Regions from separate parts of the Mus musculus genome. Here all the other regions are linked to region 1. The links are chromatin loops, found by intact Hi-C in ENCODE. Cell type or tissue: heart. All regions are shown on one strand.

The links. Hi-C counts contacts between places; a loop is a spot of excess contacts. Peaks named below come from ENCODE experiments on the same cell type or tissue, not always from the same donor. Only the 100,000 strongest peaks of a DNase experiment are listed, where the experiment ranks them.
Region 2: it touches region 1 in a loop (2.3-fold over the local background); 5 of 42 quality-filtered maps call a loop at or near these places.
Region 3: a loop joins it to region 1, with 2.6 times the contacts of the local background. A loop is called at or near these places in 4 of 42 quality-filtered maps.

What each region holds. Positions count from the first base shown.
Region 1 is chr1:163,928,730-163,931,229 of GRCm38, forward strand. Scyl3 (SCY1-like 3 (S. cerevisiae)) reads left to right here and starts at 1,036. Exons shown (of 14, transcript NM_028776.5): 1 at 1,036-1,457. In heart, no CTCF peak of the experiment used is centred here; DNase peaks (open chromatin) are centred at 1,012 and 1,252; H3K4me3 peaks cover 2,172 bases; H3K27ac peaks cover 1,423 bases.
Region 2 is chr1:163,402,692-163,405,191 of GRCm38, forward strand. Gorab (golgin, RAB6-interacting) reads right to left here and starts at 978. Exons shown (of 5, transcript NM_178883.6): 1 at 832-978. The coding sequence starts at 892. In heart, no CTCF peak of the experiment used is centred here; a DNase peak (open chromatin) is centred at 1,030; H3K4me3 peaks cover 1,669 bases; H3K27ac peaks cover 1,353 bases.
Region 3 is chr1:163,778,224-163,780,723 of GRCm38, forward strand. It overlaps Kifap3 (kinesin-associated protein 3), which reads left to right and starts at 1,360. Exons shown (of 20, transcript NM_001305643.1): 1 at 1,360-1,679. The coding sequence starts at 1,648. Gm51663 (predicted gene, 51663) reads right to left here and starts at 1,317. Exons shown (of 2, transcript NR_165475.1): 1 at 1,150-1,317. In heart, a CTCF peak has its summit at 1,222 (motif pointing right); a DNase peak (open chromatin) is centred at 1,348; H3K4me3 peaks cover 1,392 bases; H3K27ac peaks cover 922 bases.

The DNA of each region.
Region 1 (2,500 bases):
TCTGGAATCTTAATGCAGAGATGTAAGAGATGGTTTATTTAGAAACCTGAGTGACACCAGGATAAATGAAGTGAGTAGATGGTAGAAGTATTGAGTGTGTCCCTTCCAATCATGTCTTACACATGCAGCAGGGAACTGTCTTCTAGTGTTAATTTTAGAGGAGTAGGTGACCATCGTGTTTGAGAAAACAGGCTACATGCTACCCAGGATCCCATCCACAGCTGGACTAGGATTAGTGATCAAAGAATGGATGAGAATGCGAGCAAGCACCCAGAGCGAACGATACAGCATAGATGTGAGTCAGGAATGCATCATCCTCCCAGTGGATTTCTTGCCCTGGTTGAAGTGGCTCAATTCTACTCCTCCAGGAAAAGAAAGGCACAAAATAAATTGATCAAGACAATCCTGGTCTCATTCTGACTTGCCTTACAGGACGTGGTAGCTGATGTTACTTTATCTACATTCTTTACCAGGAAGGCAGAGGCTGGCTGCGACCTCCCACACGCAAATGGGTTGATCATTTAGTCTTCGGTTATTGTAACGAAGGTGAACTTTCGAAGAGAACAAGAAGTCAGCGGATATTGGAGCTGGTAATTCTATCACAGGTGTAGTCTTCTCTTCCTCCGTTCCTTTCCCACACACCCCCCCCCCATCCTTATTTCCCCTCTCCTCCCTTCCCCTTTTCTCCTCTTCACTTTCTTCCCTCCTGTCCGGTCCTCTCCGGTCTTGCGTGACATTCCTTCTAATTGTACTATTTCGCTGAATTATGATTCCAGGTTTTCCATCTGAAACCTTAAGCCTTAATTAAGTCTCAAGCGTTAATCGCCATGATTTCTGACTTCACTAAATACATACATACATACATACATACATACATACATACATACATACATACATACATACATACATATCTTCTCTGACAGCAGGCCAATCCTGGTGGCCAGGATGCTGAGGGGGCAGTCACAACCGGAAAAGTTCTGGCTCAGCCCCAAACTCCTCTCCTCCTCCTCCCCGCCCCCTTACTTGTCTGAAGCCAGAGGTGGCCATTTTGGATTCGGGCGGAAATGAACTCAAAAGCGGCTGGTTAAAAACCCAAACATGAAAACCGGGATGCCCCTGCAGTCGGGCTGAAGACACACGCAGAGAGGCTTCCCTGCCGCCAGAGCCGGCTGCCGGGAACAGGCGTGCGGCGCAGGCTCCCCTGGCGCCCACACCTACCCGGGCCCGCGCCCTCGCAGCACCTGTGCGGCCGCTCTAGCTCGGTTCCGGGTTCGCGCCTCGGTGGTGGCGTCGGAGGAACTGAAGGCCCGGCTGTTGAGCCGCTTCCGGGCCCTCGGAGAGCCGCCGGAGCCGGGTCCTCGGGGGTGTCTGTGGGTGGAGGAGCCGGGGTCTGAGCGTCGGAGCCAGCCGCGGGCCAAGAGGGAGCGGAGCCGCCAGCCTCCTCCCGCCGCCCGCAGGTAACCGGGAGCCGTGCGGCCTGGACGGCGGGGCGGGAAGCGAGCCGGGGCGGCCGGTTGAGCGCTGCCCCGGGGAGTTCGGGGTGCCCCTGTGCCTGGCGTCTCGGGTGAGCCCCGCCGGCCGAGGCCGGTGGAGGGCCGAGAGACCGGGCCTGGAGTCCAGCGGGAAGGCCGCGCGGTGCAGGGTCCCCGACGAGCGTCCACACTCAGCCCCCGGGCTTCACGTGTAGAAAAGACAACAACATCTCCCAAGGTCGCTTTTGCTGAGTTCTGGGATCGCTGCTGCTGCTGGGTTGGGGGACATGTGTGTGCTCTGAGCTGATGTCACACCTCGGAGTACTTTTAGTCCACAGAGACTACATGTTTTGCTTGTCAGCTAGCACAATGCGGTTGAGTTCCTGACAGGGAACATACGTGGCCGAGACAGGGCCGCTGGTAAGATTTGTCACCCAGTATCTAAGTGCCAACGAGTACATATCCTTAGGACTCTCGGGCAAGTCATAACCTTTGGCTCTTTGAAGCGAAGGGAACTAGAACCGAAGAGAGTCTCTACTGTCGGGAGAACTAAGGGACATACTTCCCCCAGAGCACACGTGGTATGTGGTTGAATACCTAGGCAAGGTGCTGCTCCCAAACCAAATGGAACCCTTCAGAAGCTTCGCCTGAAGCCAAAGAAATGAGAAGGATGGAAGACATAGATAGATTAAAGTGTACAGTCACATCCTAGACTGTCAACTCGACGTTTCATTATAGAAAGTATAAGTGGTATAGTCAGTAAAAATGCCATATTAGAATATCCTTTTCTACCTTCGTGTGACTTTCAAAGCTACCTGGCACTATTTCATAGTCCCCTTCTTACTTCCCAAACCAAGAAAAAATCCGTGGAGTTGGGAGTGTTCCTTATGTCTTGCATTTCCATAAGCTCCTTTCAGCTCCGTCCTGAGGGTTGTAAAACACTGCTGGTGCCAGCGGTCCTGCCTCTTAGATACAGGCGTGGGGAGAACCAGAGTGACCGCCTTGTGTGTTCTCAAATCCAGTCCTCG
Region 2 (2,500 bases), 530 kb before region 1:
TACTTTTTAAAATGTTGCCAAGAGTGGCACAAAGTTCTCACAGAAGTGATGGGCATTTCCAAGCCTACCACAGACATTTTTGTGAAATTGCAATCACAGGTCAAGAGCATTTTACATCCTTTCCTACCAAGTACTGGAAAACTTAATAAATCAGAAGCAGCGTTATCGCAAGCCCATACAGTGATCTATAATTATTCCAGAAAGCCCCCCGCCCCATCCGGGGCAGCAGATTTCCACTGTCCCTGAAGGCAGAAGAGACAGACATGTAAGTGCACTGTGCATGTACACACAAATACACACACGCACTTCAAATCTAACCTCTCGAAAAGTCCTTTTAGTTTGCTGACTCCCAAGAACTGGAAAGAAATGCAAACTCATCTGGTAGCCAGAAGTAAAGGCAATGCGGATGGATCATAAATACCACTTCTTCTGCGTTGATTCACTCTCATGACACCTTTCCCAAATATCTGGTTTTATAAGTTCACAATTATGATGCTGTATATGCAGTATTAGTCTTCATTCACCCTGAACCCAAGTTTACAACCATTGGTTTGGGTTAAAAGCCTCCCTTAGGGGCCATTCAGGTGGTGGCTTCGCTTTCTCTTCCTAACCTCATTCCTTTTTACAGGAAAACATCAAATCATCAGAAAACAGATGCTAAAAGAGAAACCCCTGGGCCGTCCCTCTGGCCTCTGCAGCAAAGACACCTAGGGAATCCCACCACCCCTGTCCCCCAACTTGGAGTTCCAGCCCCCACGCCCCCTCGCCCACTAAGACGGCCTCCTGTCCTTCAGACTCGAGACTCCACACCCGCGCGCAAGTACACCTTACCTTTATTCTGCTTTAGTCTCCTCAGCTCTTCCTCAGAGAAGCCCGCCCAATCCTGAGCCATCCGCCTAGCCCTGGGCACCCAAAGAGTGCCCAAATCTCCGCGCGCAGACTGCCAACACAGCTCCACAGGCACATCCGGGTTCCTTCAGTGGCGCGGCGAACAGCCAATCAGCGTGCCGAACTGTGGCGCTAGGCCTCCCTCTGCATTCAGGGACCCGGTACCTGTGGGGCTGCCCCGAGCGATGCCTGAAAGCCTGACTCGGTGGACTACAAAAGCACGGCCTTCGCTTCCACTCACAGGCCTCTGCTACACGTTCCAGTTCTTCTTGCTTTATATCTTTGGGGGGAAGTGGGGGTTATGGGAATATGAGGAAGGGTTGAGGAAAACAGGTAGAGCGGCAGTGACAGAGGAGGCCTACAGGTCGGAACTGCCTGACTAGCTGGGCGGAGCCTGTATTGCCTGGGAGGTGGGCGGTACCGGAGCATCCTTGGCTTGTAGGTTCTAAGTCATGGAGAAACAGGGTGTAGGGTTGAGATTTAAGCATTGGCCAGTTCACTTCTAGACAATAACATCTAGCAGATTTCGATTTCTTGTTTCTATGATGAATGAGTCTAAGAACCTAATCCTTATGCCAAGATATTTTGCTGGTCTCCTCCTGCCTATAGAAGTCCCTCAACACACCACACTCAAGTCCTAAATGGTGATTTTTTTTTCTTTTGTCTAAAGCTATCTTCTTGAGCTTCCATTTCTCCGTTTTAAGCAGAGTTTAGAAAATTAGAAGATGCAAAGCTTGTCCATGTATGTGTAGGTCAGCGTTTTTTAAACCATTTCTTTTTTTCATTATTTTTACTAAAAACAACTGAAAACATTACATTGGCTACATTGAAAATTTTTTTAAAGAATATTAATTTTCGACTCGAGAGTCAATATTTTTAATCAAGTTGAAGTAAAGGAGTATACTGGAAAATAAAATATGACACCAGCAATTGAAATGAGCAGTTCAGTTATATAAGTATCAGAAAAAAGTTTGACATCTTTCTTGTAATCTTTGAACTTTGAAATGTAACAGGTTTTCCAAAATTCAAGGATGCCACACATGCTTATCTTAAAGATGAGTTTATTTTCAATATATTTGAAAGGCAAAATACCATCCAAAAGGATTAGTTTCGTTCAAGTTTTGAACATAGACTAAATGTGTAAACAGATATACATTAACTCCAGAATAGAATGTATTAGTCACAATCTGGTAGTGGATTCAGCTTGCCCTCTGCACACAATAACCATTTACTAGTGACTCAACAACAATTTTAAACCTACTTGTGTGCTTTCTGTTACATTTTATTTATACATTTTCTATAAGACAAGATTTATCACTAATCTTAATAGAGTCAGTAATTATGGTATTTTAAAAGGTTTTGCCTTGCTTGTGAATGCAAATCAAGGCACCAGCAAGAGATAATAAAAGCCAATAAAATACATCTGTATAAAATTATACTTTCCCCCTTGCAACATTCCAAATCTCCTATTTGTTGTTCTGTTGGCCCTTCCTCAAGGAGTTCACTTTTGTCAAATGCTGTAGGAGATACTGGTGGGAACTAAGCTCCAGAAGTCTTTGCTCTGTGGGAGTTCTTGGTTCTGAGTTGAGAGAGTATCTCAGTTGAGAGTTTT
Region 3 (2,500 bases), 150 kb before region 1:
CTCTCCTCCCATGGTGTGGGTCCCAGAGATAGAACTCACATTCTCAGAGGTGGAGGCAGGCTTCGTTGCCAGCCTTTACAGAAGTTTTAAAGCAGTGGTTCTCAACCTTCCTAACACTATGACCCTTTAATAAGTTTCTCACGTTGTGGTGACCCCCAACCATAAAATGATTTTGGTTGCCACTTCGTAACTACTGTACTTTTGTTACTGTTATGACTCTTGATGTAAATATTCGTGTTTTCCAATGACTTTAGAGACCTTCGTGAAAGGGTCCTTCCACCCACAGAGAGGTCATGACTCACAAGTTGAGAACCACTGCTTTAAAGTAGTGTGCCTTGCTTTTATTGTTAAAGATGTTGTGAACGATAATTTGTGCATTTTTTGCCTTGGTTTGAATAATCAATATTTGAAATAGAAAGTCCAGTTAGGAAGAATCCCATGTGTGAACCGATTAGACTAATCATCAGAGTGTGGATGGAGAGAAAAAGCTGCAGATAATGACTACCTTAACGATAAGACAGAACTTTGTGACAGTTTGTTAAGAAGACTTTGATAAATATGGAGAATGTAGTTTGCCTGGAATTCCTTATTGATAAATTGAAAGAATAGTTACAACTTTATCAGAAATAAATTTAATTGGTGTGAGTTGGTAGGGGCATAAAACATCTCTTTAATGTCTCTCTGCATGACATTTTATGCATAAAAATCTATCACTATTAACTCTTTTGAAGGAATGGCTAACAATGTGATACCAGAAGACGGTGATGGACAGGTTAAAGGATCTCAAAGCAGAGCAGACAGCTTGCTTTGGCTAAAAAGCGGCTCTTTTCTCTCTCCAAATTGTCAGCAATTATTTGCCTTAGAAGAAACAATTTCTCAAGAATCTTGAGTTAAAGTTAATCAGTGGACGATTTGGAAGTTCAGAAGTTGGCTTGTTATAATGGAAGGGAGTGTTTTCTACTTTGGGATTTTAAATGCCACTTTCAAAGTTGATCCAATCCACATCACAGACTATTTCCACCAGCTAGAATTCAGTGCAATCAATGCAGAACCTTTTACATGTTCCAAAATAGAAGCTCCACCAAAGAAGTTGTTGTCAAAGGCTAGTCTGATCACCATCATTAGTTAGCTAGAAGGTTCACTGGTTACCTTGTCTCCTTTCACGCTAAGGACTTTACGTTCCAATTTTGCAGCTTGCAATGCTTCTTCCTTTCCCATCCTCCAGGGGGCAGTGACCAGGAATATGCCTCTAAATCACAGGCTCCCAGATCAGTACCAAACCCTTCCTGCGCTGTTCCTGGGAGCGTCAGATTTGTCGCAGGAGCCTCACCCTGAGCCTGCGCAGACTGTAGCTGTCGCGTGAGCGCATGCGCCTTGCGGAGAGTTCGGCCCTGACGGCTCTGGGCGGGTCTGGGCTGCTCCAGTGTTTTGGGGCCCAGGAGCAGTGGGAGGAGCCGGCGGGTTCACCGTGGTAACCGCTGCGCCGCCGCCGCCGCCACCGCCACCGCCACCGCCGCCCCGCCTTGCAGGCCTTGGGACTGTCACCGCTCTGCTTTGAGGGTACTTTGGCCGGGTCTCCGGAAGTAGCCCTCCCAGATTCTCAGACACTCCCATTCTCCCCACGCCGCTGCCGCCGCCGCCGCCGCCATGCAAGGCGAGGACGCCAGATACCTCAAAAGGTGATGACCCGGGCTCCGCCCTGAGCAGGTCCTTAGGTGTTTCCCGGCTGACCATGGGATGTCCAGGGGCAGAGCTAGACACGAGAAGGGGTGGGACGCAGGGAAGGAAAGAAAGAGGAGAAAATGATGGGGTGGAATAAAGGATGGGCCCTGCGGGGGCGCGAGGTCCTCTTTGGCTTGGAGGTGTCCTGACAGCATCTGATGATGTCCTTGCTACATTAATCTATAACCTCATTAAGAGGCAGGTTAGGCGAGATAAATCCCATATTTCCTAGGTTTTGTTTTTTGTTCTGCCCCACTCTCCTGGATTCCTCAATAGATAAATCCCATGGAAGCTTGGAAATGAATTCTGTCACATCACCAATTTGTGTTCAGTTTGAGATTCATAAATCATGGTGGGGTGTGTGGAATAAAGACGGACGTGGTGGTTTTTGCTTTATGCAAGACTGGATTGAGATGTTCAGTCAGCTGGTCTTGGTCCACTTTACTCACTTGACGGTCACATACACTGTATAATTTCTGTAGGAAGTTCATTATTATTAAGACCTTGGCATGCGAAAGCCTACTATTTTTTTTTTTTACATATGTATGATATCAGCTACACCAAGAAAAAGGAAATTTTGTGAGATTCCTTAATGTCTGTAGAAAAATAAGACCACCCATGGTTAGAAAAATATACCTCTCACTGAACCAACTGTGAGGGAGCAGTGAATAAATCTTTTAAAATGCTAATGTAGAGTCTCTATTTTTCGTTAAAGCTCTGTTGCTAATCCACTGCAAAGAGCACATAGATTTGGTTTTTTGGACATAATTACTTCATT